2 separate regions of the Homo sapiens genome follow, and region 2 is linked to region 1. Evidence: chromatin loops called from intact Hi-C (ENCODE). Cell type or tissue: PC-3. All regions are shown on one strand. Region 1 overlaps FBRSL1 (fibrosin like 1). Region 2 overlaps LOC105370094 (a long non-coding RNA gene).

What was found. Hi-C counts contacts between places; a loop is a spot of excess contacts. Peaks named below come from ENCODE experiments on the same cell type or tissue, not always from the same donor. Only the 100,000 strongest peaks of a DNase experiment are listed, where the experiment ranks them.
Region 2: it touches region 1 in a loop (2.2-fold over the local background); 1 of 110 quality-filtered maps calls a loop at or near these places.

The regions. Positions count from the first base shown.
Region 1 is chr12:132,522,558-132,525,057 of GRCh38, reverse strand. The region is part of intron 2 of FBRSL1 (fibrosin like 1); the gene reads right to left. Among named protein-coding and RNA genes, the nearest start is that of FBRSL1, 34 kb to the right of the region's middle. In PC-3, CTCF peaks have their summits at 828 and 1,028 (motif pointing right); a DNase peak (open chromatin) is centred at 447; H3K4me3 peaks cover 371 bases; H3K27ac peaks cover 411 bases.
Region 2 is chr12:132,599,438-132,601,937 of GRCh38, reverse strand. It overlaps LOC105370094 (a long non-coding RNA gene), which reads right to left. Exons shown (of 3, transcript XR_001749425.2): 2 at 621-1,871; 3 at 150-341. Among named protein-coding and RNA genes, the nearest start is that of LRCOL1, 9.9 kb to the left of the region's middle. RefSeq lists enhancers at 1-471, 472-1,007. In PC-3, a CTCF peak has its summit at 1,334 (motif pointing left); a DNase peak (open chromatin) is centred at 1,327; H3K4me3 peaks cover 1,256 bases.

The sequences.
Region 1 (2,500 bases):
GCCACCACCCCTGACACCAGCCAACATGGGCGCCGATGCGTGCCAGGGCCTGGCCCGGGCGCTTTGCACACACTCACACATTTGCTCACACGGTGGCCCCGAGTAGAAACTATTTTCCTTTACATTTCACGGATGAGAAAACAGAGGCGCAGACAGGTTAAGTGACCATGCAGGGACCAGACCCCGAGCCCTGCATGTATTTACTTTTTTTACTTGGAAATAATTTCAAACCTGCACAAAGCTGAGGGAAGTGAGAGGCCAGAGCTCCTGCTGGCCAGCGCCCAGCAGGGACGCCCCTGCACAGCCAGCGCCCAGACTCACGTGGAAGCCCAGCGGTCTCCCTCTCTGGCCAACTTGGATCTGGAACAATTCTGCACCTTGTAGTGACACGCCCCAGCACATCTGGGCCCCCAGGCCTCGCATGCCAGGGCCCCTGGTGAGGTTCTTTACTTTGAGTCATCCAAGTCAGGAGCACGCCCCAGCCCGGGGAAACCCGTCCCAGGACTGGCTGGTGTGGCTCGCTGCAGCCATGAGCCTGGCTCCCTGCCGACCTTCGGCTCAGCCAGAGGCCCGCTCTGTGCACCTCCTGCAGCAACAGGCCTCCCTGGGTGGCTGACAGGGTGCACACAAGGCAGACGGTGCCAGTGCGAATTAAGGGATGTCACCCAGGCCCCTGAGGTCAAATGCCCCCGGCCCATGAGGTCCATCAAGCCGCACAGTAGCAGGCACCCACACTGGAGGAGGCCCTGGCCGGGCAGGGATGCAGCCCCGAGGAGTCTGAGCCTTACTGGGCGGGAGCCGGGGGCAGGGTGGTGGGCTAGTGACCTGCTCAGCTGCACAGTAGCCCTCACAGGCCCTGGCCAGGCTGCCCGGCTCTTCCTGGCACTGTGGCCTCGGGCAAGCGACTGGCCTGCCCCAGCCTCAGTTTCGGCATCTGTAACTGTAACATTCGGGAACCCTGGCAGGGCCCCTCGGTGCAATGAGGTTTAGGTGGAGGCACGGCCTGTGCAGCAGAGCCCGGGGCCGGCACCTTCCAGGCCACCAGGGGTCACTGTTGTCACCAGCTGGACTCTCACAACCTCTCCTTTCTCACCCCCGGAGCTGGCACCACGGTCCCAGCTGGGCAGCCCTGCCCACCGGGTCCCACACTTGCTGCCCTGCTGGGGCCATCAGGGGTTCTGTCCACCTCTGCAGGAAGCCACGTGTCCCACTCCTAGCGGTTCTCAACGCGGGGTCCCGGGAATGCATCATCGTCTCCCAGAGCCTGCAAGGAATGAGTTTCCAGCCCGCTCCAGGAACCGTGTATCACCGGCCCCCTGGGGAGTCTGACCATTGGCGATGGCCCCATGAGCCCTGCACTCACTTCTAGGGACAGAGGCTCAGGGCAGTACCTGGCAGCGATGGGAAAGGCTGCCACAGGGCTGCTGAGTATAGTGGTGCAGGCTGCTCACTGCCCAAGGACACCTGGCCGATGGGAAGGGAGGTGGGTCGGAAACACCCACACAGCTGAGCCGTGAGGAGTAGGGCACCTCTCTACACTTCACACCCACACAAAAGCCACCTCCGGTCAGGGCTGGGCGCAGATGGAACGCGTCACCCCCATGCCACAGAGGGGCTCGGTGGGCTGCCCTGCGTGTGCTCCTCCCAAACCCGGAGGCCCTGAAAGGTGGCCAGGCCGGTCGTGGGGTGGGGTCTCTTCCCCTTCCTCGGGTGGCCGGTTTTAGCTCTGAAAGTCCCACGTCTCGAAAAACCCTGTAGAACTGGGAATCTGTGTCCTGGTCACCCCACTCTGTCCCCAGGCAGGACCTCAAACAGCCAAGGTGGCTGCCCTCAGCCCAGCCGCTTCTCAGTGCTGCCAGCCACACCAGGGGCCGGGGAGGCCACACGTCCACTCCCAGCAGGAGCTGGAGGGACAAGATCACAGTCCCTGGATGACAAGTCCACGTCTGGGGCCAGAGGGGGCCCCTTTTGCCCTGGAGGGTGGGCAGGAGCTACTGCACCTGTGCCCACCCCAGCCTTGTGGTCTGCCCACCTATCTGTCCACCCGTCCAACCGATGCTTATGGAGCCCTGACGAGCCAGGTACCGTTCTGGGCAGTGAGCAGAGCCGACCCAAGCCCCTGCCCCCCCTAGAGTGACAAAGGAGTGACTGTTCCCAGTGCACACAGAAGGTGGCTCCGTCTGCCAGGCGGCAGGTGCGGGGGGAAAGGCAGCGCAGGCCGGGGAGGGCCCCGGACACAGCTCACTGACGGCACCAACGGCCCAGCACACACACTGCAGCCCTGAGTTGCCCTCCTCACAGGGCACCCTGCTGCTCCACCAAGCCTGTGCTTCCTGGGGTGGGGAAGGAAGGCTGAGTCTGTCCAGTTATGTCAGCAGGTGGGGCGTGCAGCAGGAGCAGGGCAGGAGGAACAGCTCCCTGTGGGCCAGCATGGAGCGCCTGTCAGTTTCTGTGACGTCAGTATCCAAACCAAAGCTGATGGAAGCCACTAACAGTTTAA
Region 2 (2,500 bases), 77 kb before region 1:
AAAATCAACTTAGTCTTCCCACGGATGGGGCTGAGCGATGTTTTCTGTGGATACAAGTTGCTCAGGTGTGAACCTCCCTGGGCGTGTGTGGGCGACAGACACAGCCTCCATCACGCGATTCCCATAAGAAGTCAAAACAAACCTCCATCCTGATTAGAAGCTGCTGAGAACTGAATTTTCCACGCATACCTCTACCTGTCTGAAGCCGTCCCACACCCCAGTGTCTAGATCCGGAATCTTCAAACAGGATTGCCCAATGCCAGCAGGACACGTCGGAGACACCATCAGGCTCCTACCTTCATGTTGATGTCAGATGGGTGAGCCCAGCACGGGGGCCATCCCTATGTGGGTGAGCTGAGGTTTGCAGGCTGTCCCCACAGAGGTGAGCCAGGGCTCGGGGGCCGACCCCACGGGGGTGAGCCAGGGAGTGGGGGCCGACCCCATGGGGGTGAGCCAGGGAGTGGGGACCGACCCCACGGGGGCGAGCCAGGGCTCGGGGGCCGTCCTCACGGGGGTGACCCAGGGAATGGGGGCCGTCCCCATGGAAGTGAGCCATGGCGCGGGGCCCATTCCCACGGGGGTGAGCCCAGCAACACCAGGGAAAAGCTTCCTCAACTCACCTTCCCCACAGGTAGCTCCCGGCTGCTTGGCGCTCCTCCTCCCGCAGAGATACCGGAAGCACACGGGGGCCGTGCCGAGTAGGGACAGGTCTTGACCCAGTACAGTGAAAAGATCTTATTTTCCCAAACTTCACAGAAACATCAACCGTGTGTTTGTCAGAGTCAGTTGGCGGCAGACGCCACACCAACATGGGGACAGGGGCGTCTACGGTGAGGGGTTGTGCGCTGGTTCCAGGAGGAGCAAAGTGAGCCCAGCAGGCAGCCCCCAGGGTGGATGCAGAAGGGGTTCCCTGCCTGGCGCTCGGGAGACGGTGGGGCCACAGCCACTGATTTGGAGAAGCTCTCTGGGTTGAGGCCGGGGGCCCACAGCGGGGCCAGCAGCACTGTGCGCTAGAGGGAAGCACCTCTGGGTCTACGCGGCCAGGGGAGCCACTGAACCGGGAAGCCCCCGCTGCACCCACCCATGGCAGAGGGGCTGCCGGTGGGCAGTTCCAGAACCATCTATCAGTGTGAGGCTGCCGGCCCCAGGATACCGATGATCCCCCCATCTGTCCAAACCCCTCGAATCCTGTTTGTTGTCATGTTGGGTCAACTTCACTATGAATTTGGAAGTCTAAGAAAATTACAAAACGAAACAACATCGTGAAAGGGCGTCAGACGCCACCGCTTCTGAGTGCGCCTGTCCGTTCCTTCCACATGGGCGCCCTCTCCCGGCCTCTGCCTGGCTGTTCCTTCCGCATGGGCCCCCTCTCCCGGCCGCTGCCTGGCCAGAGTGTGGCCAGGGTCCGCCCCTGCTCCTCAGGGACACAGCCTTGCTGTGGACTGATCGTGTCCTCGCATTCATGGGTTCAGGCCCTGAGCCTCAGCGTGACGGGACTGGAGTGGGGTTCTGGGAGGTGACTGAGGTTTTGATGAGGCCGTGAGGGGCCTTACGAGAAGGGAATTCACGCCCTTGTAATAAGAGGCTCCAGGTGACCATGGTGGTAAACAGTCACGCACTGTGAGAAAAAAGAGACAACAGAGCCGAGCGTGCCAGCTCCCCCTGCCCTGCCATGCCCACCTGCCGGGGGAGGACGCCCTGGGAAGGCAGCTGCCTGCAACCCAGAGGGGGGCCCTCATGGAGCTTGTCCTGCTGGCACCCGGATCTCAATGTCATTATTTTAGCTGCTGGGTGTGTGGTGTTCCGCACGGCAGTCCAAGAAGGCTGAGACGATCCTTGTAGCGAAATCCTGAGAAACCGTTGCTTCCACCCTAACAGTGAGAACAAGCCAGATACGCCGCAACGTGATCGTTGTTATTTTGACCACTCATCCTCAAGTTCTAACAAAATGATAATTTTTAAAAGACAGAACAGAATAGGTAAACATAACCCATCAAACTTGAAAGCATCTGGAAGAAGTGTGGCTCCCAGCACTTCGGGAGGCTGAGGTAGGAGGACTGCTTGAGCCCAGGGGTTTGAGACCACCTTTGGCAACATACCAAGATTCCATCTCTACAAAAAATACAAAACTTAGCTGGGTGTGGTGGTGCATGCTTGTGGTCCCAGCTACTAGGGAGGCTGAGGCAGGAGGATCACTTGAGTCCAGGAGGTCGAGGCTGCAGTGAGCTGTGATTGCATCACTGCCCTCCAGCCTGGGCAACAGAGCAGGAACTTGTCTGAAAAGAAAGGGCCGGGCGTGGTGGCTCATGTCTGTAATCCCAACACTTTGGGAGGCCGAGGTGGGCGGATCACAAGGTCAGGAGATGGAGACCATCCTGGCTAACACAGTGAAACTCCATCTCTACTAAAAATACAAAAACAAAATTAGCTGGGCATGGTGGCGGGCGCCTGTAGTCCCAGCTACTCAGGAGGTTGAGGTGGGAGAATGGTGTGAACCCGG